3 separate regions of the Mus musculus genome follow, and all the other regions are linked to region 1. The links are chromatin loops, found by intact Hi-C in ENCODE. Cell type or tissue: left cerebral cortex. All regions are shown on one strand. Links, peaks and the distances in the headings refer to the core of each region. The heading gives the core; the rest is flanking DNA. Region 1 overlaps Acbd3 (acyl-Coenzyme A binding domain containing 3). Region 2 overlaps Parp1 (poly (ADP-ribose) polymerase family, member 1). Region 3 holds the start of Mir6904 (microRNA 6904).

What was found. Hi-C counts contacts between places; a loop is a spot of excess contacts. Peaks named below come from ENCODE experiments on the same cell type or tissue, not always from the same donor. Only the 100,000 strongest peaks of a DNase experiment are listed, where the experiment ranks them.
Region 2: a loop joins it to region 1, with 3 times the contacts of the local background. A loop is called at or near these places in 6 of 42 quality-filtered maps.
Region 3: it touches region 1 in a loop (2.2-fold over the local background); 5 of 42 quality-filtered maps call a loop at or near these places.

Annotation. Positions count from the first base shown.
Region 1 is chr1:180,740,053-180,750,461 of GRCm38, forward strand. It overlaps Acbd3 (acyl-Coenzyme A binding domain containing 3), which reads left to right. Exons shown (of 8, transcript NM_133225.3): 6 at 5,019-5,205; 7 at 6,742-7,026. Among named protein-coding and RNA genes, the nearest start is that of Acbd3, 19 kb to the left of the region's middle. In left cerebral cortex, for the core only: a CTCF peak has its summit at 4,125; no DNase peak of the experiment used is centred there.
Region 2 is chr1:180,593,608-180,604,016 of GRCm38, forward strand. It overlaps Parp1 (poly (ADP-ribose) polymerase family, member 1), which reads left to right. Exons shown (of 23, transcript NM_007415.3): 16 at 436-558; 17 at 1,048-1,176; 18 at 3,683-3,781; 19 at 4,604-4,756; 20 at 5,346-5,473; 21 at 5,986-6,047; 22 at 6,489-6,603; 23 at 6,843-7,392. The coding sequence ends at 6,924. Among named protein-coding and RNA genes, the nearest start is that of Mir6904, 12 kb to the left of the region's middle. In left cerebral cortex, for the core only: no CTCF peak of the experiment used is centred there; a DNase peak (open chromatin) is centred at 4,145.
Region 3 is chr1:180,579,973-180,590,381 of GRCm38, forward strand. Parp1 (poly (ADP-ribose) polymerase family, member 1) reads left to right here. Exons shown (of 23, transcript NM_007415.3): 5 at 561-663; 6 at 2,786-2,902; 7 at 3,758-3,934; 8 at 5,871-6,018; 9 at 7,289-7,429; 10 at 7,949-8,188; 11 at 8,387-8,455; 12 at 8,678-8,810; 13 at 9,426-9,621. It overlaps Mir6904 (microRNA 6904), which reads left to right and starts at 7,229; the gene lies at 7,229-7,295. In left cerebral cortex, for the core only: no CTCF peak of the experiment used is centred there; a DNase peak (open chromatin) is centred at 8,033.

The DNA of each region.
Region 1 (10,409 bases), core at 3,183-5,682:
CTCCACTTGGGTAGCCTTTTTCTACTTTATCATCCCCTTCCCCTTTTCCTGCTTAGTTGATAGGCATTGAGATAATTAATAAGATTGTTGTTACACACTGTCCTCTTCATAGGCTGCTGTTACTTTAAGAGGAGAAAGTCATTCTGGTAGAATAAATTCAAAAATGGGACAGAAGTTGCAGTTGGAAATAGTATGATCAAATTCTATTCTAATTGGTTGCTTCTGGGACTAGATAGGTCCAGTGGGCTACCTGAGAATTGAGCCTTACAGTTTATCACCACTCAGGTTCTCTTCTTACAGTTACTAATGAATTTTACATGAGGGGAAGGAAGAAATAGAATTTACTACTCTGAAGTATTAACTTTTGTGTAAATACTGAACAAAACTGCTGTGCCTGTCGTTTAGGTGGTGTAGCTGCCTAGAGTGTCTATTGTATTGTTCCTGTACCTTTCTCCTTTGTTTTTTTTTTGGGGGGGGGTAGGGTGGGCAGGGGTTGTTTGGATTTTTTGTTTGTTTTCTTTCTTTTTTTTAATAATTTTTTTAAAGATTTATTTTATGTATATGAGTATACCACCATTGCTGTCTTCAGACACACCAGAAGAGGGTATCAGACCCCATTACAGATGGTTTGTGAGCCACTATGTGGTTGCTGGAAATTGAACTTGGGACCTCTGGAACAGTAGTCGGTGCTCTTAACCACTGAGCCATCTCTCCAGCCCTTTTGTTTTCTTTCTTCTTTTTCTTTTTAAGATTTATTTATTTATTTATTTATTTATTTATTTATATATATATGAGTACACACTGTAGCTGTACAGATGGTTGTGAGTATTCATGTGGCTGTTGGGAATTTTATTTAGGACCTCTGCTCGCTCCGGTTGGCCCCACTCTCTTTGGCCCAAAGGTTTATTTTTTATTATACATAACTACACTGTAGCTGTCTTCAGACGCAACAGAAGAGGGTGTCAGGTTTCATTGCCGGTGGTTGTAAGCCACCATGTGGTTGCTGGGATTTGAACTCAGGACCTTCGGAAGAGCAGTCAGTGCTCTTACCCACTGAGCCATTTCACCAGCCCCTTGTTTGTTTTCATTTGGCTTGGTTTGGTTGTTTTTTTAGATGCCACTACTACCAGTAGTCCTAAACTTCTTATGTGATCCAGGCTGAGACGCCAACCCTACCTCCCAGGTACTGGGATTACAAACAAGTACTGCCATACCAGATCTTCTTATGCTTTTTAAAACTTCCCCCAAAGTATATGTTTTTTAAAAAGTAGTATAAATGATTGCAGCCTGCTGTATCCACTAAGTAAGTGTCCCAGTCAGTGGCATCCAGAGGAGTTCATTGATTTTACTGCAGAGTTCCAAGATTACCTTCTCCCACCATCATGTAATGTTTTGAATGTACTGATGTGTTTTGGTTGCATGCATTTTTTTGAATAGCTGGTGCTTTTTCCTTGGAAGTGATTTAGAGTCTAAGCCTTAGAGTATTTTTTTAAAAGTCTTGTGTTTTATGTAGTGGCAGAGAGAGGTGTTTAAACCCAGCACTGGATCTCTTTGTGAGTTTCAGGCCAGTCTATACAGATAGTTCAAGGTCAACCAAGGTTGCCTAGTGAGACCCTGTCTTTGGGTCACAGTGGCAGGAGCTTGAGACAGATGATCATATCACCTCCACAGTCAAGAGCAGAGACAGATGTTGCTTTCAACTGGGTTTCCCCACTCATGCAGTTCCAGACCCCTGTCTAGGGAGTGGTACTGCCCACAGTGGGCTGGATCACATCAATTGATGTTATAAAGACAGTTGCTCACAGGCCAATCCAATCCAATATAAACATTGTTTCACCAGTCTTTTCCTAGCAGATTCTAGGTTATATCAAGTTGACAATTAAAACTAACTTGTATGGTGAGTCATCTTAACCAACCATCAGGAATTTTTCTTTTTTGGAGGGGGAAGATTTATTTATTTTATATGTATGAGTATTTTACCTGAATGTATATCTATGCATGTGTATATACCTGGTGCCTGCATGACCCAGAAGAGGGCATCAGAACCCTGGAACTTGCGTGGCAGATGCTTGTGTGAACCACCATTTGGATGCTGGAAACTGAATATGGGTTTTCTGAAAGAGTAGCCAGTACTGTTAGACACTGAACTATCTCTCCAGCTCCTACAATCTAAATACACACTAGTTAAGTTTTAATGTCTTTGTTTTCCATGAGTAAGTTGTTTTATTTCTCTAAGTAAAGACCACTTTGTGTGTGTAATAAAAACACTGCAGTTTATAACATAAAATAATGATGAGGGCCGGTGAAATGGCTCAGTGGGTAAGAGCACTGACTGCTCTTTTGAAGGTCCTGAGTTTAAATCTCAGCAACCACTTAGTGGCTCACAACCACCCATAATGAGACCTAACCTTCTCTTCTGGTGCGACTGAAGATAGTTACAGTATACTTATGGGTAATAATAAATAGACCTTTGGGCCAGAGAGAATAGGGCCAACCAGAGCGAGCAGAGATCCTAAATACAATTCCCAACAGCCACATGAAAACTCACAACCATCTGTTCAGCTATAGTATAGTCGTATACATAAAAATAAATAAATATTTTTTAAAAAATCTTGATTTTGAGCTAAGGTATATCAGCAGCTTTCATTGGTATTGTATGACATGACAGTCATGGACAGAGTATGCGTGTTCTGTGTTCAGAACCAAGGCTGAGTGGAAGTTGCCTTCATGCAGTTGAGTAGAGCTCAGTTCTACCTCAGATTTATTATACTCTAATTTTGAATGGATTTTTTTAGTCCTTGTGCACTCAGAAACCCTGTACTATTGCCAGATTTCAACACCACCCCCCCATACACACACACATTCAGTGCTGTGGCCTCCATATGGATGTGTAACCCAGTGTAAAAAGTTGGGTGAGCCGGGCCTTTAATCCCAGCACTCCGGAGGCAGAGGCAGGAGGATTTCTGGAGTTTGAGGCCAGCCTGGTCTACAGAGTGAGTTCCAGGACAGCCAGGGCTACAGAGAAACCCTGTCTCGAAAAAACAAAAAAAACAAAAAAAAAAAAAGCTGGGTGCTAGCCAAGTATCCTACCACTGAGAGCTATATTCCCCAGTCCTCTTTTTATATTTTGAGATAAGAGTCTAAATTGCCCAGGCTGGCATTTCATATCTCAGTCTTCCTGCTTCAGCCTTCCAAGTATCTGGAGTTACTGGCCTGTGTCAGTGGACCTTGCAGATGTCTTTGTACTGTCTCTTTCCCTGCTTTGCTGTGTGGATCACTCCAGCTTCAGGCTCAAGACACTGCTGCCTCAGCCTCCTAAGTGCTGGGATTGTAGGGTGTACCCAGACCAGTACAAAATTTTAAGTGAGAATTTGACCTCTCACTTCATTATCATAACCCTTAGATCAATGTTTTTGTTTGTTTGTTTCTTGGTTTTCCAAGACAGTGTTTCTTCGGGTGGTCCTGGCTGTTGTGGAACTCACTATATAGTCTAGGCTGGCCTAGAATTTATGGAGATCCTCCTGCCTCTGCCTCGTGAGTGCTTAGACTAAAGGCATGCACCACTGCCACCACCTGGCCAGACCAGTGTGTTTTTGTAACTTGATTGATAGTTTTATTAAATTTTAGGGGAGAGGCAGATGCAGGTATAAGGCCAGCCTGGACTATTGAAGCCTTGTCTCAATCAGTTAATCAATTAATCAATCAGTAAATGGATAATTGGATAAATGCACATGTGTGTGTGCACATACATACACAAACTTTATTTTATTTTTTTATTTTATTTATTTTTATTTTTTGGTTTTTCGAGACAGGGTTTCTCTGTGTAGTCCTGGCTGTCCTGGAACTCACTCTGTAGACCAAGTTGGCCTCGAACTCAGAAATCCACCTGTCTCTGCCTCCCGAGTGCTGGGATTAAAGATGTGCACCACCACTGCCTGGCTCACACACACTTTATTAAAAACATTTTGTTGGAGCCGGGGTATGATTCAGTACATAAGCACCTGATGAGGCTAACATTAACTCCCTAAAACCTAAATTAAAAAAAATTTTTTTAATGTATATGAGTACACCATTGCTCTCTTCAGACACCAGAGAGGGCATCAGACCCCATTACAGATGGTTGTGAGCCACCATGTGGTTGCTGGGAATAAAACACAGGACCTCTGGGAGAGCAGTCAGTGCGCTTAACCGCTGAGCCATGTGTCCAGCCCTAAATTAAAAAATTTTTTAAATTATGATTATAACCTTTTTATGAATATTTATTTCTGTCTATATTAGAATAGTTGTCCGTGTATGAGGGTTTTGTTTGCTACTTTATATATCTGTCAAACTTACCAATTATAACTTCTGTTTTTGTGAATCTTCTGTGGCCATTTGTTTCTTTGAAGTATAATTTTCAGTTTCTGTAATTTTAACTTCTGTAGTTGAAGGTGAGGATGGGGAGAAAGCTCAAGTGCTGTTGTTGGGTTTTTGGGTTTTTTTTCCCACATCAGTCTCTTGAGTGCTGTGCTGGCATATTTAACATACCCAGTTGTGTAGTTTGAAAGTATCTCTCTGTGTCCCTGGTTGGGCTGGTTCTCTTTAATCCAGGCTAGCCTCACACTCACGGATCTGCCTGACTTCATCATGAGTGCTAAAATCATTGGCATGCAATATCATCCCCTGCCTATAGTTGAATTTTATTAAAAAAACAAAAACATTTACTTCTATTCAATTTTAAGAATATATATCACTGCTGGGCATGATGGCATATGCCCTTAATCTCAACACTCAAGGAGGCCAGTGACATCACTATACTTAATTGTTGTCCTTAGTAGTTTTATCTGAGATTGATTGTTTAATCATGTTTAGCTGTCAGTTGGTGTTATATTAGTGTTTATTACAGGTATGATAAAGCTGGCAAAAGTTAATTAGTAATTTCTTGAATGCTTTAGAGCAAATGCATGGTGTCAAACTTCACTCCTAGGCAAGTGTTAGCCGTTCTGGAAAGAGCATCTTAACTTTTTCTCAATTTGTAGGCAGCATTACAGAAACAGCAAGAAGTAGTGATGGCTGGGGCATCATTGCCTGCATCATCAAAGGTGAACACAGCTGGAGCAAGTGATACACTGTCAGTTAATGGACAGGCCAAAACCCACACTGAAAATTCCGAAAAAGTCCTTGAGCCAGAAGCTGCAGAAGAAGCCTTGGAAAATGGACCAAAAGGTATGGTTTAGCACATATATTTATCCATCTAGGTGTCACTCTTAGACCTCCTGAAAAGCAAAGATCAGGAAGCTAAGCCAAGTAGCTTCTGGGAGCACTTACGTGAGTGTGAGCCCAGCTCCTTTGCTCTTTGACTCTGAATCTGATGCTTCTGATGACACAGACATCAACAAGCAAGGCTGGGGATCTAGTTCTGTTGAGAGAGAGCAGTTGCACAAAGCCCTGGGTTTAGTTTGAGGCACCACATGAAACTGGCTGTGGTGGCACACGCCTCTTATCCCAGCAGAGATTTGTTATTTAGACAAATGTCGAATTCAGCAGTTAGAAGTAAGGATAGGGAGGTTCAAGTGATTTTTCTTTCTTTTGCCCCACCTGAGCCTGTGAGTGCTGAGCTGGGTTGAAGCATGTGTGGTAAGGAGGATTCCTGAAACTCTTTCTGACCTTCCTTGACCTTTTAGAACAAGTAACAGAAAAATAGCTTCAGAGAAGACCATCTTTACTTTAGTCTTACCAAGAATTTATACCAGTATTTTTTTCAGTTATTGATTTACTCTATAAATATATGTGTGCATACAAGGAGACCAGAAGACAACTTGCATAATTTGGTTCTCTTTCTACCATGTGGGTTCTGATGAATAACCTCAAGTAATCAAACTTGGTGGCAAGTGCCTCACCTGCTGAGGCATCTCATTAGCATTTTGTTTTGTTCTCTTCCTTCTCCTCCTCCCCTTCCCCCTCTTTTTCTTCTTCTCCTCTTCCTACTTTTTTTTTTTTTTTTTTTTTGGAGGCAGGATCTCACTCTGTAGCCCTGGCTGGCCTTCAACTCAAGAGAGCTTTGTCTGCCGCCAAAGTGAGTGCTGGGACTAAAGGGGTGCGTGTGCCACCACAACTGTTGATTTGTTTCCTTTTGTGGCAGCTCAGGCTGGCCTCCAGCTCACTGTGTAGCTGAGGGTGACTTTGAGTACTAGTTCCTACTTTATGTAGTGCTAGTGACTGAGCCCAGGGACGTGTGCATACCCAGCAAGCACTCTGACCTGAGCTACGTACCCGGGTCTGCGAGGGTTTGCACATGAGAGGAAATCTTGTAAGGGAATCCCATTAACTTAACTGGAAAACCTGCTGAGTTCTGCAGTAAACATGAATACTGCTCAGTAACAAGATGTTTGTCCTTTCCAAATGAGTCCCTCCAGTGGTTCTAATGTTGTCCAGGATTTTCTGTTTCTCTTAGCTCTTTTCAGAAAAGCCCTTAGAACTTTAAGATGCTCAGAGGTTGAGATTTTTCAACAGGTAGAATGAAATGAAAGCAGATTGTTAAGAAAAGTCACTTGTAAGATTGTGGCTTCTGTTTTATTGAAGGGTATGATGACCTCTGAGCACCTCTGACCTTGGATATTATAATAACCTGAGAAGCCTTTCTGTTCCCTCCATCCTTGGTCTGAGCTAGCTCGGTGTCAGAACACAGGTAGCCCTGTGCAGATGTTCTCTGCAGGCTAAGAACCCTCTGGCTTCAGCTTTTGTAAATCCTGTTGCCTTTAGACTCTCTTCCAGTGATTGCAGCTCCATCCATGTGGACAAGACCACAAATCAAAGACTTTAAAGAGAAGATTCGGCAGGATGCAGATTCTGTGATTACAGTACGTCGAGGAGAAGTCGTCACCGTCCGAGTCCCGACTCATGAGGAAGGATCATACCTATTTTGGGAATTTGCCACAGACAGTTATGACATTGGGTTTGGGGTTTATTTTGAATGGACAGACTCTCCAAATGCTGCTGTCAGTGTGCATGTCAGTGAGTCCAGTGACGAGGAGGAGGAGGAGGAAGGTAGGCCTTGGCTCTCATTGGGTCCTGCTGACACTCACGGACCTTGTTTTACTTACAGTCTTATATATTGGAAAGCTAAGCCATCTCACCAACCCCAGAACCAGTTATCTTAATGGCTGAGCCAATTCCAAGGCTTTGGCATTTTGTTGTTGGAGGTTTTGTTTTTGTTTTTTTTTTGGCTTTTTTGAGACAGGGTTTCTCTGTGTATCCCTGGCTGTCCTGGAACTCACTCTGTAGACCAGGCTGGCCCTGAACTCAGAAATTCTCGTGCCTCTGCCTCCAGAGTGCTGGGATGGCATTTTGTTTTTAACAATATTTATTCCTAAGTACTACAACAGAGTGAGACATTTCCCATAATACTTAACAAAAGCAAAAATAGAAGGAGGGGGCAAGGAAAAGTAAGAACAGTTGAGCTGTGAGTACTGCCTGCATCCCAGCAATGGGGCCAGGAGCTAAGCCTGTGCCAGCCTTCCTCATACAACAGAGACTCATTCAAATAGATGGAAAGGAAAGTGTGTGTTCCTCGGAAAGAGATTTTGTGAATGCTTCATAAGAGTCCTGAGGAGTATTTTCAGTGATAGGGTTTGTGCTCTGGGTGCACAAGATCCCTAGCACCTGAAAAACAAAAAAGGAAGAGACAAAGTTAGTTCTTAGCTCTGGCTAGATGTGATTATCCTCAACTGTAATCTCAACACTAAGGAGTCTGATGTTGGAAGATTATTATTTGATGCCAGCTTGGGCTATATAGTGAGTTCCAGGTCAGCCTGGGCTACTAAGATAGACTCTGTCTCAAAAACTGAAGACAAAGGGCTGGAGAGATGGCTCAGTAGTTAACAGCATTCCCTCCTGAAAAGGACCCACACTTGATTCCCAGCACCTACATAGTTGTTTATAATTGCCCATAACTATAGTTCAGAGGAACTCTGCAGGCACCAGGCATGCACTCACTTCCTGTACATCATATATGCATACATGCAGGTCAGAGTCCATGCCCATAAAATGAGTCTTTTAAAAAGCTAAGAAGGAAGGAAAGAAATTGCTCTGCTCTAAGGTCTGGTTGGTGTTCTCTTGTCCTGCCCACTAGAGATTTTTTTTAAGATTGATTGATTTTTGTTTTTTTTTTGAGACAGGGTTTCTCTGTGTAGCCCTGGCTGTCCTGGAACTCACTCTGTAGACCAGACTGGCCTTGAACTCAGAAATCCACCTGCCTCTGCTTCTCGAGTGCTGGGATTAAAGGCGTGCGCCACCACTGCCCAGCAATTTATTTATTTATTATATGTAAGTACACTGTAGCTGTCTTCAGACACACCAGAAGAGGGCATCAGACCTCATTAAGGATGGTTAGAAGCCACCATGTGGTTGCTGGGATTTGAACTCAGGACCTTTGGAAGAGCAGTCAGTGCTCTTACCTGCTGATCCATCTCACTAGCCCAAGATTTTTTTTTTAAGGGTTTGTTTGTTTGTTTGTTTTATGTATATGAGTATACTGTTGCTGTCTTCAGACACACCAGAAGAGGGTGTTGGAACCCATTACAGATGGTTGTGAACCACCATGTGGTTGCTGGGAATTGAACTCAGGATCTCTGGGACAGCAGTTGGTGCTCTTAACCGCTGAGCCATCTCTCCAGCCCCCCATTAGAGATTTTTAAAAAGAAAATTCCTTCCTACTTTCTCTTCTGACCCCCTAGCTAATAAGTTTGGGGATTATTGCCATTGGGCCAATAGCTGTTAAAATGGACTGGAGTGATGGCTCAGGCACTTACTGCTCTTGCAAGGATATCCAGGTTCCGTTCTCAGCACTGATGCAGGCTCAGAGCCGCCTGCACCTTCAGGTAGGGGTTCTGACACCTCCCTCTGGCCTTCTCACACACCTGCTTATATAGGATACGCATATTGACAAGTAGGCACAAATGTACAAGTAAACATTAAGATATAAGGCAATCATAAGGTTTTATAAAGAAGAGAACTGGTAAACCATAGCTGAGGTCTTTGACCTTAGCTGTGCTGTATGTGTCTCCAAGGGAAGGTGGGGTTGTCTACTCATAAACATTTCTCTCTCTCTCTCTCTCTTTTTCTTTCTTTCTTTCTTCCTTTCTTTCCTTCCTTCCTTCCTTCCCTTCCTTCCCTTCCTTCCCTTCTTCCCTTCTTCCTTTCTTCCTTTCTTTCCTTTCTTTCCTTTCTTTCCTTCCTTCCTTCCTTCCTTTCTTCCTTTCTTTTAAGAAAAAAAAAAACCCAAAGATCAATTTCGGCAAATTTTCTTTTTTTAAAGATTTATTTATTTTATTTATATAAGTACACTGTGGATGTCTTCAGACACACCAGAAGAGAGCATGAGATCCCATAACAGATAGTTGTGAGCCACCATGTGGTTGCTAGGATTTGAACTTAGGACCTTCAGAAGAGTAGTCAGCTCTTACCCGCTAAGCCATATCGCTGGCCCCCAAATACCTTTTTTCTTAAAAAATTAATTTTTATTTGTGGGAGCATGGGTCTGTGGAGATCAGAAGAAGGTGTTAGAGTGCTGAAGTTAGAGGTGGTTGTGAACCACCTGATGTGGATGCTGGAAACCAAAGTTAGGTCCCCTGCAATGTAGTAAGTAACCACAACCACTGGGCTTTCTCTCCAGCCCAGCATCAAAGACATTTAATTGAAGTCATTGCTGTAGTAAAGCTAATTTTATTTGGGTCTCCTTTATGTGTGCTGAGATTTTGTTTTGTTTTGCTTTTTAAGATGGGGTTTCATGGCTCAGGCTGGTGTGTAGGCAGAGTGGCCTTGTGTCTACAAAAATGCCCTTTGCATTCCTTCCTCTGGGATCACAGATCATGTCACCAGAGGGTTTGGTTTTTCTTACCTTCTGATTTGGGATTTCACAGCTGGCCCAGACAGCTCTTATACTCATTGTGTGGTTTAGGTTGCCCTTGAATTTATTACAGCCCTTTTGCCTTGTTTCCCTTGTGCTGGAATTATATACTCTCTTCTCTTCTCTTCTCTTCTCTTCTCTTCTCTTCTCTTCCCCTTTCCCCTTTCCCCTTTCCCCTTTCCCCTTTCCCCTTTCCCCTTTCCCCTCTCTTTTCTCTGTTTTCTTTTTTTCTTTTTCCTTTTTCCCCTTTCCCCTTTCCCCTTTCCCCTTTCCCCTTTCCCCTTTCCCCTTTCCCCTTTCCCCTTTCCCCTTTCCCCTTTCCCCTTTCCCCTTTCCCCTTTCCCCTTTCCCCTTTCCCCTTTTTCCCCTTTCCCCTTTCCCCTTTCCCCTTTCCCCTTTCCCCTTTCCCCTTTCCCCTTTCCCCTTTTTCCCCTTTCTCCCTTTCTCCCTTTCTCCCTTTCTCCCTTTTCTTTTCTTTTCTTTTCTTTTCTTTTCTTTTCTTTTCTTTTCTTTTCTTTTCTTT
Region 2 (10,409 bases), core at 3,190-5,689, 150 kb before region 1:
CAGCATGGTGGACAGTTTTCGTTGGTTGTCTGTCTGTTTGAGATGGGGGCTCTCTGTGTAGCCCACACTGGCCTAGAACTATGGAGACCTGGCTGGCCTCCATCTCACAGATCCGCCTGCCTCAGGGTGCTGGGATTAAAGGTGTGTGCCACCAAGCCCAGGTGAACAATTTTCAAACAAAAAAAATCAGGACTTCTACAGCAGTAGCCATGAGTGCGCCCCCCCCCCCCCATTGATTCTGCAGTAGCTCTTTGTATGAAGTGTATGATAGCATCGTTCTTAGTGTAAATAAATAAATAATAAGCAGTTACATGGCCATGATCCTGCGTGCCTCAGTGCCACGACTCTTGGTGAGAAGGTACTCTAATGACCCTGCTTGTATAGACAGCAGCTGCTTTAGGCCTGTGTCCTTCTGTCTGTCCCCTTCCCTTCCAGGCAGTGTCTCAAGGCAGCAGTGAATCCCAGATCCTAGATCTCTCCAATCGCTTCTACACTCTGATCCCCCATGACTTTGGAATGAAGAAGCCCCCACTCCTGAACAACGCAGACAGCGTGCAGGTAATAGGCAGTGGAGTGGGGCCAGCACTGGGTCTTACTGAGACTAACTGCCCTCCTTACTATGTTTGTTAAGAGTAGGATCTTTCCTACTCTTCCTTTCTTTCCTTTGCTTTACCAAGTCAGTCTAGGAAATTGTCATTAGCCAAGAAGACCATTTCTCTGTCTCACATAAAGGTCCCCATGAATCCCTGGCGTAGGTCACTTTGTGGCATCCTTAGTGGCATCTATGTTCCTGCCTATCATTCATGTTTAAGAGTTCTGACATCTTCTCTTCACTTCCCCAGGCATCAGAGCCCCATTAGCATTCTGGAAAATGCCTGTGAGTGCCCAGCATTGAGTGAGGGGTGATGGCAGGGTCTGGCCAGCACAGGCTCTTCCCCCACCTAAGGGAAGATGTCGGGTGTCATCTACTTTCTGCATGTACTCCTGTCAGGGCTTGATGTCTCCTTCCCTATGGACTTAGCTCCCAGGTCTGTGTTCTGTCCCCAGGCCAAGGTGGAGATGCTAGACAACCTCCTGGACATCGAGGTGGCCTATAGTCTTCTCAGGGGTGGCTCTGACGACAGCAGCAAGGATCCCATCGACGTCAACTACGAGAAACTCAAAACTGACATTAAGGTGAGAGCTTGCCCTTCCCGGGTAGCATTCAGTAGCTCACCTTAGAGCAGCGTCCCCAACCTATACGTGCAGGTAGGCCATCTTCACAGCTTAAGTGTGTACTAGGCCTTGAGTCTGTGTTCTCACATATCCAGGTGATTCTGGTGGCCTTTGAGACCCACTGGAAAGTCTGAGCTAGCGAGTGCCTCAGGTCGGTGTGGAGACTTGAGTTTTGAAAAGTTCCTTTTATTTTGAGCACAAGCAGACAATTGAACTGGGCTGTGCTGAAGGCTCAGGGGGGTGGAAATTGCCCTGCCTGAAGTGTGTGCCTCTGTCCCAGCCTGAGCTTGAGTCTGGCGTGCCCATTGTCTTGGGTCTCTTGCTGCAACAAAACACCAAGACCAAAAGGCAAATTGGAGAGGAAAGGGTTTATTTGGCTTAGACTTCCAGATTATAGTCCATCACTGGGGGAGGTCAGGATAGGAACTCAAACAGGGCAGGATCCTAGAGGCAGGAGCTGATGCAGAGGCCATGGAGGGGTGCTGCTTACCTGCTTACTTCTCATGGCTTGCTCAGCTGCTTTCTTAGAACCTAGGACCACCAGCCCAGGGATAGCACCCACAATGGGCTGGGCCCTCCCCCTGAGTCACTAGTTGAGAAAACGCCTTACAGTTGGATCTCAGAGGCATTTCCTCAAGGGAGGCTCCCTTCTCTGTTGTAATGACTCTAGCTTATGTCAAGTTGACACACAAGATCAGCCCATACCCCCATCTTCTGCCTCTGTTTTCTGCCAGGCAGTCCAGGTTTTACTGGTGGTTGAAGTCTGGGCCAGGTGTTTCCAGATTCTTGGCCTCTTAGTCAAAGGATTGAAATAAAGGTTTGCAAAAGTAGTGTAGGTTGGGTGATTCTCTGTTTTAATTGGCAGTCTTGTGCATTTCTTCTCCCTGTGCATGTGATTTCAGTCATTCGAGGCGCCTCATTTCCCATAGGCATAAAATAGTGAAGAGAGGATTTATCCTAATTTAGAGTACTTACCATTGAAACACCATGACCAAAGGAACTTGGGAAAGAAAAGATGCATCCACATCACAGTTGATCGTGGAAGGAGGTCAGAGTCGGAGCCTAGAAACAAGAGCCGATGCAGAGGCCGTGGAGGCAGGCTGCCTACTGCTTGCTCCCAACGGGTTGCTCAGCCTGTTTTATAGAACCCAGGACCACTAACATCTCAGGGGTAGCCCTACCCAAAATGGACTGTGCCCTCCCATATAAATCAGTAATGAAGAAAATGCCCTACAAGCTTGCCTACAGCCCAGTCTTATCAAGGCCCCCTCCAGTGACTCTAGCTTATGTCAAGTTGGCATAAAACCAGACAGCACAGGAGTCTCTACAGAAGTCTGCTTAAAGGACAGTTTACTTTATTTTATTACCCAAGACCAACTGAGGCTTGATCAGCCTTCCTACTCATACCCAGACATAACTAGAATATTATCTATCTAAATTTTATGTTGTTTTTTTTTTTTAAGATTTACTTATTTTATATAAGTACACTGTAGCTGTCTTCAGACACACACCAGAAGAGGGCATCAGATCCCATTGCAGATGGTTGTGAGCCACCATGTGGTTGCTGGGAATTGAACTCAGGACCTCTGGAAGAGCAGCCAGTGTTCTTAACCGCTGAGCCATCTCTCCAGCCCCTATGGTTCTTAACTTACTGCCTTGTTTGGAGGTCGGTGTGCCCACGGCAGACAGAGGCTTTAGGTGCATTGGATGGAGGAGAATGTGTGCAGAATGAACAAGTGAGGCTCCCAGTGTTAGAACAGGGTGCCTACATGGGCCAAGCAAGTGGAGTCCCAGGTAGCTAAGCTGTTCCTAAGTGTGCCTGCCTCACAAGTAGGATATGATGCCAAATGTACCTTTTTAGCAGGAAAGCTAAGGTTCTTGTTGAGGAGGCTCCTGTTTTTAACTACGAGAGACAGCACAGATAATCAGAATTCTTCGGTTTTTCCAAACTTGCAATAAGACAGTGTAAAGGCCACCCTCAGCCTCCTGCACGTGCTCAGCTTATTCTGTGTGGGTTACATTGACGTCACATGGTTGGGCACGCACTGAGCCAGCCGCGGCACACATGGACGGGGGACTGGCCTCAGATAGCTGGTGGTAGAGCAGTACTTGCTGGGCATGTGAAAGGGCCTTTGGCCCATCCCTAGGACTGCGTAGGGAGAGGGAAGTTGTATCATGTCACCTTGTGTTCCGTCGGTGAGCTGGACTCCTGGTCAGAATAGTTTCACCTCAGTAATGGTGAACCTGGTGTTTGTAGCTTGACTCATAGTCTAGCGTATAGGCAAGAGCTCTGAGCTTCTTCTCGAGCAGTGCAAACGGATAAAGAAGTGACAGTCAGGCTCTGGCCTCGGCCTTCAAGTGTCAGTCCCTGGCAGTGTGAGCTGCTCCTGGTGTCCCTTAGGTCAGTCCATCGGTATCCTTCCTCTCTGGGTGTCCCCCGCCCTGACTCCGCATGCCTGTTTTCCAGGTGGTTGACAGAGATTCTGAAGAGGCCGAGGTCATCAGGAAGTACGTGAAGAACACTCATGCTACCACGCACAACGCCTATGACCTGGAAGTGATCGATGTAAGAATCCTCTTCCCTTTTCCGTGCTGCCGGGTCTCCCTGCCCTGCCTGTCCCGCCGGGCTCAGGGAGGATGAGCCGTTTGCCCTGCCTGTCCCGCCGGGCTCAGGGAGGATGAGCCGTTTGCTCTTCTTTCTGTTTTCTTTTGCTTTTTTCTTTGTATTCCTGTATATCTGTATTCCTGGCTGTTTTGAGACAGGATCTGTATTCCTGGCTGTTTTGAGACAGGATCTGTATTCCTGGCTGTTTCGAAGCTCTCTCTGTGCAGCAGGCTGGCCTTCCTCTGCCTGAATGCCGGGGACTAAAGGCTTGTGCCACCACTGCCTGGCTCTACTTTTAGTAAACAGAAGTGACGTGAGCAGGAGAGTGAGCGCTGCTGTACAGTTGGCTGTGTGGCTTTTTCTGTGTACTTAGAGTGCCCCAGATTTGTCAGAAAACATGATTACCGGGAGTTTATGATTCCTCAGGCCAGATGAGGTACACGTCTGTTATCCCAGCACTCAGGAGGCTTAACAGACCAAGGCTAGCCTGGGCTGCGTACTTAGTTCCAAGTTAGCCTGGTCTACATAGTGAGAACAACCTACAAAAGAGGTTCCTTAGGTGTGTACCTGCTGCACGTCAGCCCCGGTGTCTGTAATGGCTCGTCTCTATAAGTGGAGCCTTGGGACACGTGCATTGTCATCCCATCCCAGCCCGTGGATGGTGTGGCAAAGCTAAAGTGTTCCTGTGGCAGGTGGTCAGCATCGGAAGCTCCCGAGTCTGTTCATCTCTTGGGTGAACCTGAGTAACTGTATCTGTCTCTCTCTTGCCAACCGTCTGCCCAGATCTTCAAGATAGAGCGCGAGGGGGAGAGCCAGCGCTACAAGCCCTTCAGGCAGCTTCACAACCGGAGGCTGCTGTGGCACGGCTCCAGGACCACCAACTTTGCTGGCATCCTGTCGCAGGGTCTGCGGATAGCCCCACCTGAAGCGCCTGTGGTAGGTGGCTGTCCTCTCTGGGGCGGTGTGGAAGGATTTGTCCCTGCAGTGGTCTCCCGGTGCTTTGAGAGTCCAGCCTACAGCAGGCCCTCTCAGGAGGGAACAGGCTTTGGAGCCCAGGCATGCCTCTTCCTTTCCTCAGCTGGCAGCAACCGTGAGCTCCCAAATTTCCACCATTAAAAAATAGGACAAGGGCTAGAGGATGTTGCCTGCTGGGTCACAGAACGGACCAAGTAAACGGGCCCTCTAAGGTGGAGAAGAAAGAAAAGGGCTTGGTGACTATAGCTCTCATTCACGCTAGGTACTGGTGTGTGGCTGAGTGGTGACATCAGTGCCTGCTGGATGTGTATGTGTGCCTGGCTTGGTCTAAGTAGTGATCATTAACTCGCTCACATTAGCCTTATGAAACTTCCTGGTAAAGAGAAAGAGTCCGCTCTCACGTGACTTCCCCAGCCCACCTGTAAGCACTGGCCTTCCATAGAGGGAGCCGTCCCTCTCCGAGGTGATGGCTGTGGGCCTTGGCTGGGCAAAGTGCTTGTGGGAATTCACTGCTGGAAGGTTTTCAGCTGTCCTTCTTCCAACTCTCCAGACAGGCTACATGTTTGGGAAAGGGATCTACTTTGCCGACATGGTGTCCAAAAGTGCAAACTACTGCCACACATCTCAGGGAGACCCGATTGGCTTAATACTGCTGGGAGAGGTTGCCCTTGGAAACATGTGAGTACCTGGACTCTGAGGCCAGGGTGGGCAGAGTGGACTAGAAGAAGTCTTCTTGGCTTTTAAGTGCAGTAGTAGATGGCAGCTCGAGGGAGGAGTCAGGGGAGAGTTAGAGAAGCTATGAAAACCAAACAGGAGCCAGGACGAAGGAAGGTCATTCAAAGAGAAGACCCTATTCCTTCATCCTCTGGCAACCTCTATCCTTTGAGCTGTGACCAGAACTAGATGAAGTAGGCCATAGGGTAGACTAGACAGGAACTGTCAGGCAGCTGGCCACAGCTCCAGACAGGCCTTTCTTTGAAAATAACCCCACAGGAATGGTACTGTTGTAGGCTTTGTACTTGAGAAGAATGCTCTGGGCTCTGAAGTGTCCAGGAGCTGGGGAGGGAGGTGCCAGGGTGAACAGGGCTCTGTGGGCACTTAGTTTATGTACCAGTAAAGATGCTGAGGAAGGTGTTGGTTTAGGAGCCCTGTGACCAGAGGCTCTTCTGAGACTGTCCTCTTTTGAATAGGTATGAACTCAAGCATGCTTCACATATCAGCAAGTTACCCAAGGGCAAGCACAGTGTCAAAGGTACTGTCCCTCCAGCCTGACACGGCAGATTCGGGTGGAGGTTCATTTAAAAACAAAACTGTTTGATTCCCGTGTCATAATACCATGGGAGTTCTGTGGAATACCAGGAACCAAGTCAGGGCACTGGGAGCCTCAGCTTTTAAGCCGTGGTATCAGGGCCAAGAGCGACCTCTGGTGCCCCTGGACTTATTGAATGGGTAGCATATGATGATCAAGGCCTCCTTGGGGTGTTCGCCACAGTATAACGTCATCTGGGCCACGGTGACTTCACTGGGTTAGAGCATTGCCTCAAAACCTTCTTTACAGTAGCTGTGCTTGCATCTGAAGATTGTTTAAAGTGAACACAAACCCTGTATAAAATGGATGTATGCCCAGGACATTTTCACAGCCCTTGTTACACATCCCCTGTTAAACCTAGAACTTGACTCTTCCATCTTACAGGTTTGGGAAAAACCACCCCTGACCCTTCGGCCAGCATCACCCTGGAGGGTGTAGAGGTTCCACTGGGAACAGGGATCCCATCTGGTGTCAACGACACCTGCCTGCTGTATAATGAGTATCCTTTCTTGGCTATGCTGTGTGCTCTGGAGCTGTACCAGCAGGTATGCATGCTCTTAGATCCCAGGACAACTTGCCTCTTGGGTGGTCTCCTGTGTCAACTTGAGGTCTGACTCCCTGCTGTATGGATAAACCTGTCTCTCTGGGCACTAGCCTTCCCTACTTTCAGGAGATTGCATGTTGGGTAAGAGATCTTGGGGACTCAACTGTTGGCTCCTTGACAACTGCCCTCCCCAGGTACATTGTCTACGACATTGCTCAGGTGAATCTCAAATACCTGCTGAAACTCAAGTTCAATTTTAAGACATCCCTGTGGTAAAGTGCGAGGGGTGGGCTGTGCCCAGCACCCAGGGCCTAGGGGGCAATTCTCCCTAGTGCCTCTGCACCAGACACCACAAAACCTCAGCCATGCTGCCGCCGAAGGGTGGCCCCCTCACCGAATCTCCTTAGGAAGGGTTTTATACAGACAGGTTAAAGGGCTCTGGTTTCAAGTCCCTTGTCCATGCTGCACTGGGGCAGGCCGGTTGTTTGTGGTTTGTCCTACCAGCCACAGCTCCATAGACAGCAGCTGGCAGTAGAGCAAAAGTTGGGGAGAGGATTTTGTTGTTTGCCTAGACTAGTCCTGAGGGAAGAAACACCACGTCACAGTCACGATGTCTGCCTTACTGGCTTCCCCAGGGAAGGAAAAATGTGCTTCCTCCCTTTTTTCAAGGGTTCATCTTTGCTTTAATTTTGGCAAAATGTTAAGCATTTATTTTGAGCTAAAAATAAAAGTTAATTTCATACTATATAGATTTTCTTTTTTATCTTGTATGTCCCCCTCTTAGTCTGCTGAGCTTTTGTTTTGCTTGGTTTTCAGTGATAGACATGGGATAGCCAAAAGAAGGGACTACCTGAAACCCCTAACTGGGGCGACTGAGCCTGTAGTGTGGTCAGTTCAAAGTTGCATTTGGGATTCTATGTCTTCCAAATTGAACCGTCTGTAATCAGTACAGCCACCCAAAGGGCTATAGTTCTCAATTAAAATGCAAATGGATATCTACTCTCGTGTTGTGTGCCTCATCTCCTCTGACAGGGCTATGGTTATCTTCACAGTGAGGAGTCTCCATAGGCCCTGTAGGTATGAGCTTCTATAGCATTGAGTCCCAAAAGTGTATCTCCAGATTCCCAGTGCTTGGCAAGGCAGGAGGACTCAGCTATATGAGTGCTTCTCAGCCTTCCTAAGGCTGCACCCCTTTTAATGCAGTTCCTCATGTTGCGGTGACCCTAAGCATAAAACTGTTTTTGTTGCTTCTGATCAGAAGTGTAGTTTATCTGCTGTTATGAAATCATAATGTAATTCTCTATAGTTTTTCCATGGTCTCCTATAAAAGAGCTGTTCAATCCCCAAAGGGTTGCAACCCCAGGTTGGGAATCTCTGCACTGTACTGTCCTAAAACCACGGGCCATCTAGAGCTAGCTGGAATTCGAAAATCAGGCTTGACTGTTACGTTCAGCTCTGAAAGTCAGGGCCCCTCCTGACCTTCCACAGACGAGTGCAGGACTGACAGGCGCAGGATCGACTCCCACCATCCCTAACTCAAGGACTCACAAGTTTGGGGTTGTTTTGGTGGTAGTTTGATTTCTGGTGGGAGGAACAAAAAGCAGAACTCACTCAAGACAGGAAAGAAGAAAAATGAAGTGTTCTATTTCATTTGTGGTCTAGGGCTCTGTCCTGTAGAATCCGGTGTGTGGCCGCAGTCAGACTGGGGGACATGAGGAAGTGAGACTTCTGATGAGGGGTGTGACTGCCTGGGCACGTGGTCAAGCTCTTCTTAAGTGTTGAACGTCTCCAGCCCCTTGTAGATGAAAACTGTCAGTAGGGCTCGTCAACTACCATCGCCTTTGTACCAGCAGAGAAGAGCAAGTACCTCACAGGGCTTACTGAACAAGGTGACTCCTAAAGTCCATATTCCCACTTCTGACTACTTTATTCTAAGCAGTGGCTTCTTGCAATGTTCACTTGGTACTGTTCTCCATGTTTAAGAAATCTAAGTCTTAGCCGAGTGGTTGTGACACATTGTTTTAATCCCAGCAGCACTCAGGAGGCAAATGGATCTCTTGCGTTCAAAGATAGCCAGGGCTACACAAAGAGACCTTGGGCTGGGGGAGGATCTCAGGCCTTGCCCCGAGAATGACAGCTGTCTTTGTTAGGGCTTCTACTGTAGTGAAGAAACGCCTGGCCATGGCCACTCTTACAAAGGGAAGGTCTCTCTCCCCTCTCTCCTCTCTCTCTCTCCTCTCTCTCTTCTCTCTCTCCGTCTCTCCCTCTTCTCTTCTCTTCTCTTCTCTTCTCTTCTCTTCTCTCTCTCTCTCCCCCTCTCTCCCTCCCTCCCTCTCTCCCTCTCTCCCTCTCTCCTCTCTCCCCTCTCAGTTTTTTTTTCTCTTTGTAGTCCCCTCTGTCCTAGAACTTAACTCTAAACTAGGCTGGCATTGAACTCAGAGATGGTCTACCTCTGCCTCCCAAGTGCTGGGATTAAGGGATTAAAGATATGTGCCACCAAAACCGACTAGAAAAAACATTGAATTGGGGCTGGTTTGCAGTTAAGTGTAGTTTAGTCCATTGTTCTCATGGAAGAAAGCATGGTGCTATGCAGGCAGCCATGATGCTGGAGAAGGACCTGAGAGTTTTACATTTTGATTGAAAGGAAGGGGCCGGGGGCTTCTGAAACCTCCAAGTCCACCCCGTACTGACACACTTCCTCCCACAAGGCCACCTCTTAATAGTGCCACTCCTGTGAACTTATGAGGCCATTATCATTCAAACTAGCACAGCAACCAAAAGTGAAGTCACTATAAATGAAAAGCCAGTGCTTCGGCCCATGCTGGCATGTCCACAGACCTAACAACAACCTTACCCCAAAATTGAGGGTCTGAGTGCCATGCTCTGCCCACCTAGTAAGCAGCCCTCGGGCAGCGTCTGTTCAGCCCGTCCTTGGCTGTTCAGACTGTCCTGTTGCATTGTCTGAGAAGCACTGAGTTCCTGCACTGTGCTGGCCATCAGGATTCTGTGTGGTCTGACTGTACTCGAGTGTTGCCCTCTTAGGGAGGTGAGGACCAATCCTTCAACAAACACAGCACATTTCAAAGCTGCTGTAGAGTGATGTGCCTGGAACTTGACCTTGCTGTAAACATCAGGGCCTGGCTTTCAGGAATGAGTTTAGGCCAGCTGAGATCCAGGGCTAGCACAGTATACACAGTGCACACTGATGAGAGCATGCTATTACATTACTGAGTCCTAGCACTCGGAAGGTAGAGGCCAGCCTGGGCTACACTATGAGACACTCGTCTCATGAAAAGCTGATTTGGGGGGCTGGCGAGATGGCTCAGCGGGTAAGAGCATTGACTGCTCTTCCAAAGGTCCTGAGTTCAAATCCCAGCAACCACATGGTGGCTCACAACCATCCGTAATGAGATCTGACGCCCTCTTCTGGAATGTCTGAAGACAGCTACAGTGTACTTACATATAATAAAAATAATTTAAAAAGCTGATTTGGGGCTGAGAACAAGGGGATGGAAAACTAGCCTCGGTGAAGGACTCTGGTGAAGGCGGGGGGGGGGGGGGGGCATCTAACGTTGACTTCTGGATCCTGACATTGAGTACACAAGCACACACAAAGTTTTTAAAATATTGAAGAAAGGGTAAGAGGACACTGTGGTAAATATGTATGGACTGTCTTGGTGGGATCCATTACTTAGCAATGAATGTGCTAATACCCGAGAGAGTGATTTTATTGGACTTGGCATATGCAAGGATTTTATTAA
Region 3 (10,409 bases), core at 6,536-9,035, 160 kb before region 1:
GTGAGCAAGTCAGGCCAGTGGGTGAGGGTGCCCTCGAACTGTCACAGCACAGGGTGCTGGGATTCTCCGGCTGTCTTTATTTATGACGTGATGCTGGAGAGGTGGAACATGCCCAGCTCTGTGCCTGATCTCATTATCGCCATAGTCCCACAAGTTCTGCTGGTCCCTAGCAGGTGGCTTTAGAAAGTACCAGGGTGAACTCAGGCCTCGTGGAGATCTGGGGAGCAGCTCCCTGTCTCACTCCAGGCTCAGTTCTTACAGTTGTGTTTGGCTTTTCCACAATTCCCTGTCACTCTGCGCCAGAGATGTGGGGTTTAGCATGAAGTGTGACCTGAGCCCTTGGTCTGTCCTGGTCGTCCTGGACACTAGGGTGAACTCCAGGCCCCTCCTTATTGGCAGAAAAGGTCCTGAAGGGCGTGGCCTCTCCTGTCTGCCTGGCTGCAGGTAGCACTTGTACCTAAGAGGGCAGGTGGGCAGCTAAAATGGCTAAAGTGACATGTTACCTGGTTGCATTGAGCATCGGTCTTGTGGGTTCTTATAAAGTCCTGCATTTCTTTCAGAAAGAGAAAAGGTGACGAGGTGGATGGAACAGATGAAGTGGCCAAAAAGAAATCTAAGAAAGGGAAGGACAAGGATAGTAGTAAGCTGGAGAAGGCCCTCAAGGTGAGTCCTCGGCTCTGTGACAGACGCCCGCCCGCCGACCCTGCTCACCGAGACCAGTGCACACTCATCACTGAGAGAGAGAGAGGTCTGCTATTTCCATGAGCCCTGTGCTCACAGACCTTCTGGCCTCCCACTGTGTGCCCTACCATGGGGAGTAGTAATAAGGATGTTGGTATTGAGAGCCCAGCACTGGGAGTGGAAAGCAGGGAGTGAGCTTGTAGGTGCCTCAGTCAGTGGAGTTAAAGTCTTTCCTTGGTGTCGGTATGGCCAGCGCTCTCCTTTCCATCTTGGGAGGAGCAGCCTGCTGCTCAACCCTCCTGGCCTGCTGTCCCAAGGAGCGTGGAGGCTCACCCTGCCATACCTCCTGGCAGATAGTTGTGAGAATGAATGAGATGCTACATAACACCAGCAAAAAGTAGGCACTTTGTAGACATTGAAATCAAGATTTTAAAGTCCCAGTTCTAGAAGAGGTCGCATATATACCTGCTTGAGCTTAAGTGAGGGAAATCTACAAGTGGGTATTGGGAAAGATAATGGGGACCAGGCATTTCCAGTCACTTCTGTCTCTTGAAACAGGTTTCTGAGGGGGTGACACCAGGACCCATGCAATAAGGGATCCAGTCTTACTTACAAGTGGTCTCCTTCATACTTTGCAAATGTATTCTGAGAGGATTGCCTGGCTTTATTGTAATTGTAGGCTTTTCCATCCTCATCCAAATTCCCAAAATAACAATTCTGCGATTAGATTACTTATGAATAAATGCCTAGGCCAAAAGCTTCAGCTAGTTCCCCTACTTTGTATCTTATTACCCCATTTATTCTAAGTCCTGCCATATGGCTAGTTACCTCTTCTTAGGTTCATCAGACCATCTCCATCAGCTAATCCCCTTTCTGCACCTAACTATCCCAGCATCCTCTCCTCCCACTGAAACTCCCACCTTCTATTCCTGCCTGAGCTAATAGGCCAACAGCTTTTTCTATTGACAGGTGATGCCATACAGTGCACAAGAGATTCTCTGTGCTTTGTTTTGATTGTACAGGGGTTTGCCTGAGTGTGGGGGGTGTAAACCTGAGGGTGGAATTGGTCATACTAGCCTTGGAGAAACAGCCAGCCCAGCCCCATCAAGGGTATGCAGAAGAAGGAAGGCTCACTGATGGGCCTGGCACTGGCGGTAGAGCCTGGCCAGGAAGAACACTGTCTACCTAGTCTAGTAACCTGAGTTGAGGTTTCAAAGTAAGTCAATCATATATACAAATTTTATGTGAATGAGTGTTTTATTTACCTCTGTATATGTTTATGTACCACATGCTTGCCTGATGCTGGAAGAGGTCAGAAAAGGGCATCCAGGTACCTGGGCCAAGTTAGGGATGGTGCTGTAAGCCTCCATGTGGATGATGGAGTCAAACTCAGGTCATCAGGCCAGTAGCAAGTGGCTTTACCCATTGAGCCATTTTGCTAGCCCTGATTAACTCGTTTACAGTCCAGTAAAGACTGAGTGAGGCAAGAGAATTTCTATGAATTTGAGGGTAGCCTGGGCTACATAGTGAACGTCAGGCCAGCCAGGGTTCCTGAGTGAGATTCTGTCTTACTCCAGTCTCCCCCTAAAAGTTACCTCTTGGACTTCCTAAAGTGTATAACCCAGACCTTTTATTATCCCAAAAGGAGGAGGCCCACACTCCCTGCCTCAATGGCAATGAAGTCGCTCCTCTTTGTGTAATGTCGCAGTGCCCAGGGATGGCCCCAAGATCAAGGCAGCCCCTCACTGACCCCTAGTGACCTGATCTACAAGGCCTACACTAGGGGCTGGGTATCATAATACACATCTTTAATCCCAACATTTGGGAGGCAGAGTTAGAGGCCAGTCAGCCTGATGTACATAGTGAGTTACATAATAAAGGACCCTCCTCCCAAAGAAAACCCAGAACACCAGCAACAATAAAATCAAGCCCTTGCATTGTGGAAGGAGACAATCAACTCCCACGTTCTTGGATCTCTAAACATGCCCTATGGAACATAGTAGTGTACACGCGTTAATAAGTGAATGTAACTTTTTAAATGTAAGCTAAGAAAGCTGTTAAGATTTTGACAAGAACTGATCTCAGTTGGGGGTCTCATCCTTAGGCTCAGAATGAGCTGATCTGGAATATCAAAGACGAGCTGAAGAAAGCGTGTTCCACCAACGACCTGAAGGAGCTGCTCATCTTCAACCAGCAGCAGGTGCCGTCAGGAGAGTCAGCGGTGAGTGCCCCTGCTGTGGGGACACACAGGAGGGAAACCCAGGCTCCATGACGGTGGAGCTTATCCTGAGCTGCAGGATATTTGATCACCTCCAAGATTATGTCATTTGCTTGGAAAAACCTGTTTCTAGTTGTGGTGTGGCTCATCCCTAACACCTTTAATCCAGGAGCTTTCTGTATACTGTAAGTAGGATTAAGTAAAGTCAGCCTTAGGTCAGAGGTAGGCAAGCAGCCAGATGACAGGAAGTGAACATAGGAAAACAACAGTAAGAGGGAGTCGAGAGGACAGATAGAAGGCTGTACGGAAGTAGAGGGCAGGACACTGAGTGTGAGGGGTTTTTGAGATGGCGAGGTGTCCTCAGCTGAGGAGGGTGGTCTCCTAGGTGCTTTCTCCGCCTCTCTGAGCAGCAGAGAAAATCCAATGTTTAATGAGATTTTGTTCAAAACAATCATGGTCACCATCTCCTTCAGCCAGTAGGCCACCCCAGCCATACCATACATTGCCATGTTTGTCCTGGTTTAGAACCCGGTGAAGTACCAAGGTAGGCAGGTGCCCTTGCCGTGGATTTAGTTCATACTCTTCTGAGAGCTGCTCTCTGCTGCTACATGTCCAGGCCTGCTAAACCCACCGTGCCTACTTGGGCCACTTGTGTGGTGCAGTGCTTGCGGTAGGACCCTTCACTTGGAGATAAGGATTCAAAACATACAAAACCCAGGCTGTGTTGTCACCTGGCACCTGGGCTAAGGTAGCGCCCAGAGACAGCCTCTTTGCAGGGATAGAGCCTGTGTGAGAGTTTCTCCATCTGCATTGGTAACTGTCCTTTCCTGAGCCCTGGTCTCTGGCATGTTTCTTCAGATCTTGGACAGAGTTGCTGACGGCATGGCGTTTGGGGCCCTTCTGCCCTGCAAGGAGTGTTCAGGCCAGCTGGTCTTTAAGAGCGACGCTTATTACTGTACTGGGGATGTCACTGCCTGGACCAAGTGCATGGTCAAGACACAGAATCCTAGCCGAAAGGAATGGGTAACTCCAAAGGTAAGGTGGGGAGCTTCCTGGACTCTGTCAGCAGGAAACCATGGCTCCCTCCACCTTCTGGACATGGCCATGCTGCATGTCACACAAGGTGACAGTCCGCGCGTTTCTCACCCTTTCTCATATCAGTACTGAGGAGAGAGTTCTCTGTTCACTGCTGTAATTCCACCCTCCCTTCCAGTCTTTCTCCGCCTATAGCCATTCTGTAGCCTGCCTGTTGTTCTCTCACCTTTAGAATCTCAGCCTGTCTGCTTTCCTCCCTCACATAGCATTGTGTGCCTGTTACTGCCTTTGGTGAGGACAGTTGTAAGATGACACTGAGCAGAATTAGCCATCGATGCAGCCTGCCTGCTTATGTCTTTTGGGGTGGTGCTGCAAGATCCATTACAGCCTGGTGATGCTTGCTGTCCCCTCCTGGCTCTTAGCTGTACTCAGTTCAGACAGGACTGCTTTCTTGAGGGCAGAAATCCTCTATCTAACCTGCTTATGCCACCTGGCATTGGTGAGGGTAAGTCTGAGGTGTCTGGCACCTTGCTTACCATTCACTGAGTGTGGGCACAGCTGGGAAAGTTACCCTTCTGTGTAGAGACTCGAGCACAGGGGTTGCTCTTCACCAGACGTCATCAAGTGGCCAACCTCCGTAGGGCAAGGCCTACTGTAAGTCTCAGAATAATTATGATAATAATTAATGATTATGATAATAATGACTAATTCCCAGTGAATGCAAGAGGGCTCACAGCAGGCTCTTCCCTAACGAGTGAGTGACTTATTAGCCTTGTCTCCTTTGGGAAACGTGAAGATCTGTCACTGGGTGTGTTTTGTTGCTTGGTTTTGGATCCTGCATACCCTCCGCAGCATAAATTCCCTGCATCAGAGTGGTGCACCCTGGGAGTTGATGAGCCTGCACTGACACAACATCACCCAAAGCCCATAAGTTACATTAAGGCTCGCTCTTGGCGTTGTGCAGTCTGTAGGGTCTGATAAACATAGAATGGAACGTACCCATCAGGAAAGCATCATTTACAACATCTGTTCCCTAAGACTTCCCATGTTCTCTTTGTCTTTCCACTTCCAGCCTCTGGAAACCACTGATCTTTTTTCATCAGCTCCATGTTTTCCTATTTCTAGCACTTCTATAATGTCCTGTGCAGCCTGTTGGGCTGGCTTCCTTTACTTGGGGGAACGTGTAGTAAGGGTCCCCTGTACCTGGGTAGTTCCTTGGATTTTGATGTTTAATAATAGTTCATTCTATCTCTTTGTAGTCCTAGCTGTCTTAGAGTTCACTATGTAGACCAAGCTGGCCTCAAACCTATAAAAATCTGCCTACCTCTTCCTCCTAGGTGGTAAGATTAAAGGTGTGCACTTGTCTGTCACCTACCCTAACCCTGGCCTAAGTGTGCTACTCTTGGGGGCTTTTTAAACCATGTGGTAGCCCCTGATAGCACATGATAGACACTTGAGAGAAGTGACTTGGGGACAGGATGGTCCCAGTATGCCTCCTAGGTCTAGTGATGCTTCCCCCACTAAGTTGTCAGCTAAGGTTTTTATTTTGTTTTAAAATATTACCCTTAGTTGAGGAGGGGCACATGTAGAGGCTGAGGACAGCTTGTGGGAGATTCTTCCACCATGTGGGCTCTGGGCCAAACTCCATCCCTTGGTTGGCAGCACAAACTGATCACCTCGCTGGCATTTTATTCCTAAAGGGTGAGGTTTCTCACCTAGGTCACCCGTAGCACCTGGATTATGTAAATGTAGGGATGAGCCCTGTGAAAACAACAGTATATACGCTTTCTTCCTGGGAACTTTAAGCCTTTCCTATTTAATTATAGGGATTTTTAAAAGATTATTTAATTTCACAGGACAAATCCCACTTAATCTATTGTAAGTTTATTTTAAGAGACCTCTAATGTCTTTAAAACTAAAACTTAACATTGTTTAGGAATTCCGAGAAATATCCTACCTCAAGAAGTTAAAGGTCAAAAAACAGGACCGAATATTCCCTCCAGAAAGCAGCGCCCCAGCACCACTGGCACTGCCCCTCTCTGTCACCTCAGCACCCACAGCTGTGAACTCCTCTGCTCCAGCAGGTATGGCTCCGGGAGGGATTATGGGTGGGGTGCCATGCAAGGACATAGCAGAATGAGGAGGATGTCCTGTGATCCATGTACTGTGGGGCTAACATTCCTTGGGACAAGTTCAGGTTATATACCAGTGTAACATGGAACAGGTCCCCAGTCTCCAGGCCCATTGTCCTCCCTGTACTGCCAACCATCGAGAGCCAGGGAGACCCTGGTCATGGGTAGGCATGACCTAGGCCGCAGAAGCAGTGAGGTCAATGCCTCGTTGGAAAGGAGAGTGCCGCTTGCTCCTTCAGGCCCGTGGAGACTCCTCCGCTGTAAAGGTGGAGGCTGTGCTGGAGTGGGCAGAGGACAAGGTTCTGCTTCTGAGCACTAGGCCAGCTGCACCTAGTCTGCCCATAATGGTGAACTCATTACCCCAAGTCCTCTCTGCTGCTTAAAGCCTGGGGGTTGCTGCACACGTGGTGGTCTGTAGGATCTGCTTTCTGGTCTCCTTGTTTGCACTTCATACCCAAATCAGTGATTTTGTTCTCTACAGAGCCTTAAGAGAAATACAGGTAATGTCCTCAATATCCACCCCCTAGAAAGAACAGACAAGATCTCCCAGTTGGGAGATCCGAAGCAATGGCCTGTGGCCTAGCTATAACCAGTGCTGTGTTTCTACCTTCAACTCATCCTTACCAACATCCTTACCCCATCCTTACCAACCTGACAGTTAGTGCTGTCACCAGCCTGACATTAAGGCTGGCCACCCTTTGCCTAGAACAACTTAGCTCAGTGTGGCCATGCTAACCAAACCTTTTAGCTTTGTCAGCAACAAGTCTGATTTGCAAATAAGAACTGTGCTTTCTTACTCAGGAGTTAGGAGAGGAGAGTGTGAAGCACTCAGAGCTCTCCACCCACCTTCTTCTAGCCTTCTGGTCTCTCATCTCTCTAGATGCAGCCTTTCTAGTCTGCCCCCCCCCCCCCCAAGCAGTCCCCGGGTAGCCAGCCTGGGTCACCTGTTCTGTGTGTGGCCTATGCCCTACCCAGTTTTCTCAGTTGCAGAACTCATGGGTTGGGTCCTTGATTTGCTGTTCTGCCCTCTGTTTCCCCGCTGCCTGTTGGCGCCTGTCTTCATAAAGTTTTCCCAAAGAAAAGAGTGAAGACCAAGGCTGGCCAGGCTCTGTGGCTTCTATGGTTTCTCCTAAAGCCAGCTGTTTTGTCTTGCCTCCATTCATCCTTTCCTGGGGTTAGAGTTGAGTGGTCGTAGCCTGTTGCTTCTGATCTCTTACCCCAGACAAGCCCCTGTCTAACATGAAGATCCTGACTCTTGGGAAGCTCTCCCAGAACAAGGACGAAGCAAAAGCTGTGATTGAGAAACTCGGAGGCAAGTTGACAGGATCTGCCAACAAGGCCTCCTTGTGTATCAGCACTAAAAGTAAGTTCAGTGGTTCAAATGTGGTGAAGGTTGGTGTGGCACAGCTAGGGGTCAGACTCACCACTGTAGCCTGATGTAAAGCTAGGATCTGTACTGTAGTATATGTGTTCACAGTGGCTCAGTCCCGTAAGCTTACACTGCTCCCCAGTGCTCCATGGGGTATCCTGGGTCCTCTGTAGGTAGGTGGAGGTTATTAATTACTTTGTAGTCTGGTGATGGAGCCCAGGCCCGCATTTATGTTATAGACTTTCCTGCTGAGTGTTAGGGGTCTGGGCCTAAGAGTCCATTTCAGTTGTGTGCCTCCTGATACCACACTCAAGGTTTAGAGAAGGTAGCCTCCCTTGGCTTTGCATACCCAAGGGGCAGCCAGGCGCTGGAGCGTGACTGCTGGGATGAGATTCAGCTATAGCTTGGGAGAGAAGTTGGTGGTGATGGGGTCATTGGCGTTGTCGGGCTGTAGTGAGGATGCGTTCAGTCTATCGTTGGGGTTTTCCTTTCTCCCTGTCTGGTTGTAAACAGAGGAGGTGGAGAAGATGAGTAAGAAGATGGAGGAAGTGAAAGCGGCCAACGTTCGAGTTGTGTGTGAGGACTTCCTCCAGGACGTGTCTGCCTCCACTAAAAGCCTCCAAGAGCTGCTCTCGGCCCACAGCTTGTCCTCGTGGGGGGCTGAGGTGAAGGCAGAGCCTGGTGAAGTGGTGGCCCCCAAGGGGAAGTCAGCTGCACCCTCCAAGAAGAGCAAGGGTGCTGTCAAGGAGGAAGGTGAGGCCCAACTGACCTGCCTGTGACTTTTGTTCTGTCCCTAAGTGCTGCAGCGAGCAGTGTCCTTCAGTGTTAGCGGACACAAAGCAGCAGGCCCTCGGCAGCAGGTGGTGTGCGGCGCCATGACACGTGGCTCTGGAAACTCTCCTGCCTTTGTCTTGGTTGAGTCTTTAAGTTCCTCTGTCCTTTCCTTCCAAGGTGTCAACAAATCTGAAAAGAGGATGAAATTAACTCTGAAGGGAGGAGCAGCCGTTGATCCTGACTCTGGTGAGTGGTCAGAGCCTCCCCGTGCACCCCAAGAGATTAGGAGATATCTCCAGTCAGTGTAGCCAGAAGGGAGCAGGCCAGTCCTGGAAGCATGTGGGTCAGTGGGGACCTCTAAAGGTGGTGTGACATGAAACTTACTGGGGACACGTAGGCCCACAGAACCCTCTATTGCACCCTAGCCCTTCAAGGGAGAAAACTATAGGAGCTTTGCCTCTGGGGCAGGTCTGGAACACTCTGCACACGTCCTGGAGAAAGGTGGGAAGGTGTTCAGCGCCACACTTGGCCTGGTGGACATTGTGAAAGGGACGAACTCCTATTACAAACTGCAGCTTCTGGAGGACGACAAGGAGAGCAGGTGAGCCCAGGCCTCCAGACCGAGTGTGTGCTGCCTGCCTTGGGAAGGCAGGCCACTGCAGGGCCTGAAGCAAGAGGAACCTTCACAAAAACCCAGTATTTGAAGTCTCCCCATAAGGAATAGCCACTATGGCTGTTGGTTATGTTGCTGTGCTCAGCCATCACAGTGTATCTTCACCACTCCTACTAGGCTATTCTCTTAGCCATTCAAAAGACAAAACAAACCCATGGTTTATTATGGAACACGTTAAGATTACATTTTATTCTTTTTGTTTGTAACCCTGGCTCTCCTGGAACCTTTGTGGGCCAAACTGGCCTGGAGATCCACTTATTATTGCTTCCCAAGTGTTTCGATTAAAGGTGTGCACTACCACACCTGGCTTCACATTTATTGTTCTATGCTATTCACTGCTTTTTGGGATGATAGCGATAGTTTCAGTGTGTTTAGCCATCCTCTCAGAGTTGTAGAACGCTTGCCTAGTGTGCTCAAGGCCCTAGGTTCTACCTGCAGCACCTCTCAACCAACTCATGAGGGAGAGAGTGCGCTTTTAAAGCTGCCCTTACGGAGGAAGGCCTAACAGAGCAGAAGCTCACCCTGGTCTCTGTCCCTTTACAGGTACTGGATCTTCCGGTCCTGGGGCCGGGTGGGCACAGTTATCGGCAGTAACAAACTTGAGCAGATGCCCTCCAAAGAGGACGCTGTTGAGCACTTCATGAAGCTGTATGAAGAGAAGACTGGGAATGCCTGGCACTCGAAAAACTTCACAAAGTATCCCAAGAAGTTCTACCCTCTGGAGATTGACTATGGCCAGGTAATCATAGCAAGATCTGTCCCTTTAACTCCACGGGGTGACTCAGGTGGTGACACTGAACAGTGACACATGTTTAGAGAAGAATTAACAGTACCAGGGCGACGCCGGGCAGAAGTGGCACACGCCTTTAATCCCAGCACTCGGGAGGCAGAGGCAGGCGGATTTCTGAGTTTGAGGCCAGCCAGGGCTACACAGAGAAACCAAAAAAAGAATACTAGGGCAACAAATTCTTCCCCCCAACTTGGAAGAAAACATAACTCATGCCGTGAGGCCAGTTTCACCCAAGATCGTGAGAAGAGTACGTTGAACACCATCTCTAACATAAAAATCGTAACTAGTCAGTCAAGCAGGGTACAAGTACCCCAAGCTCAGGGTAATACAAACAGAACTTGAGGTAGTTGGCGTTTCAATATGCCCCGAGAACAAAGGGTAGAAGTCACGTGAACATCTCAGTAGCTACAGAAAACATTTTGTAAAATGTATACTATACCATAAGACTTTGAATGAAACTTGGATAAGTTAAGAACAGAGTGGAGAGAGCTCAAGCTGGGTTTGGACTCTCAGCCTCCTGAGCGCTGGGCTTGCAGGTGTGCAGTTACAAGCTTTGTCACGCCCACTGGCAGTAGAGATTCTGAGATACCAAGGAAAGGTGGTTTCTGAAGCTGCTCTGGGGCTTCACTGTAATGCTTAACTTGTAGAAGATTCCAGTGGAATCCACGTCAGCACTGAGGGAAATGATGGCGGGTTGGGAGAGCTGATGTGCTCTGCCCTGGTATAGATCACCTGTC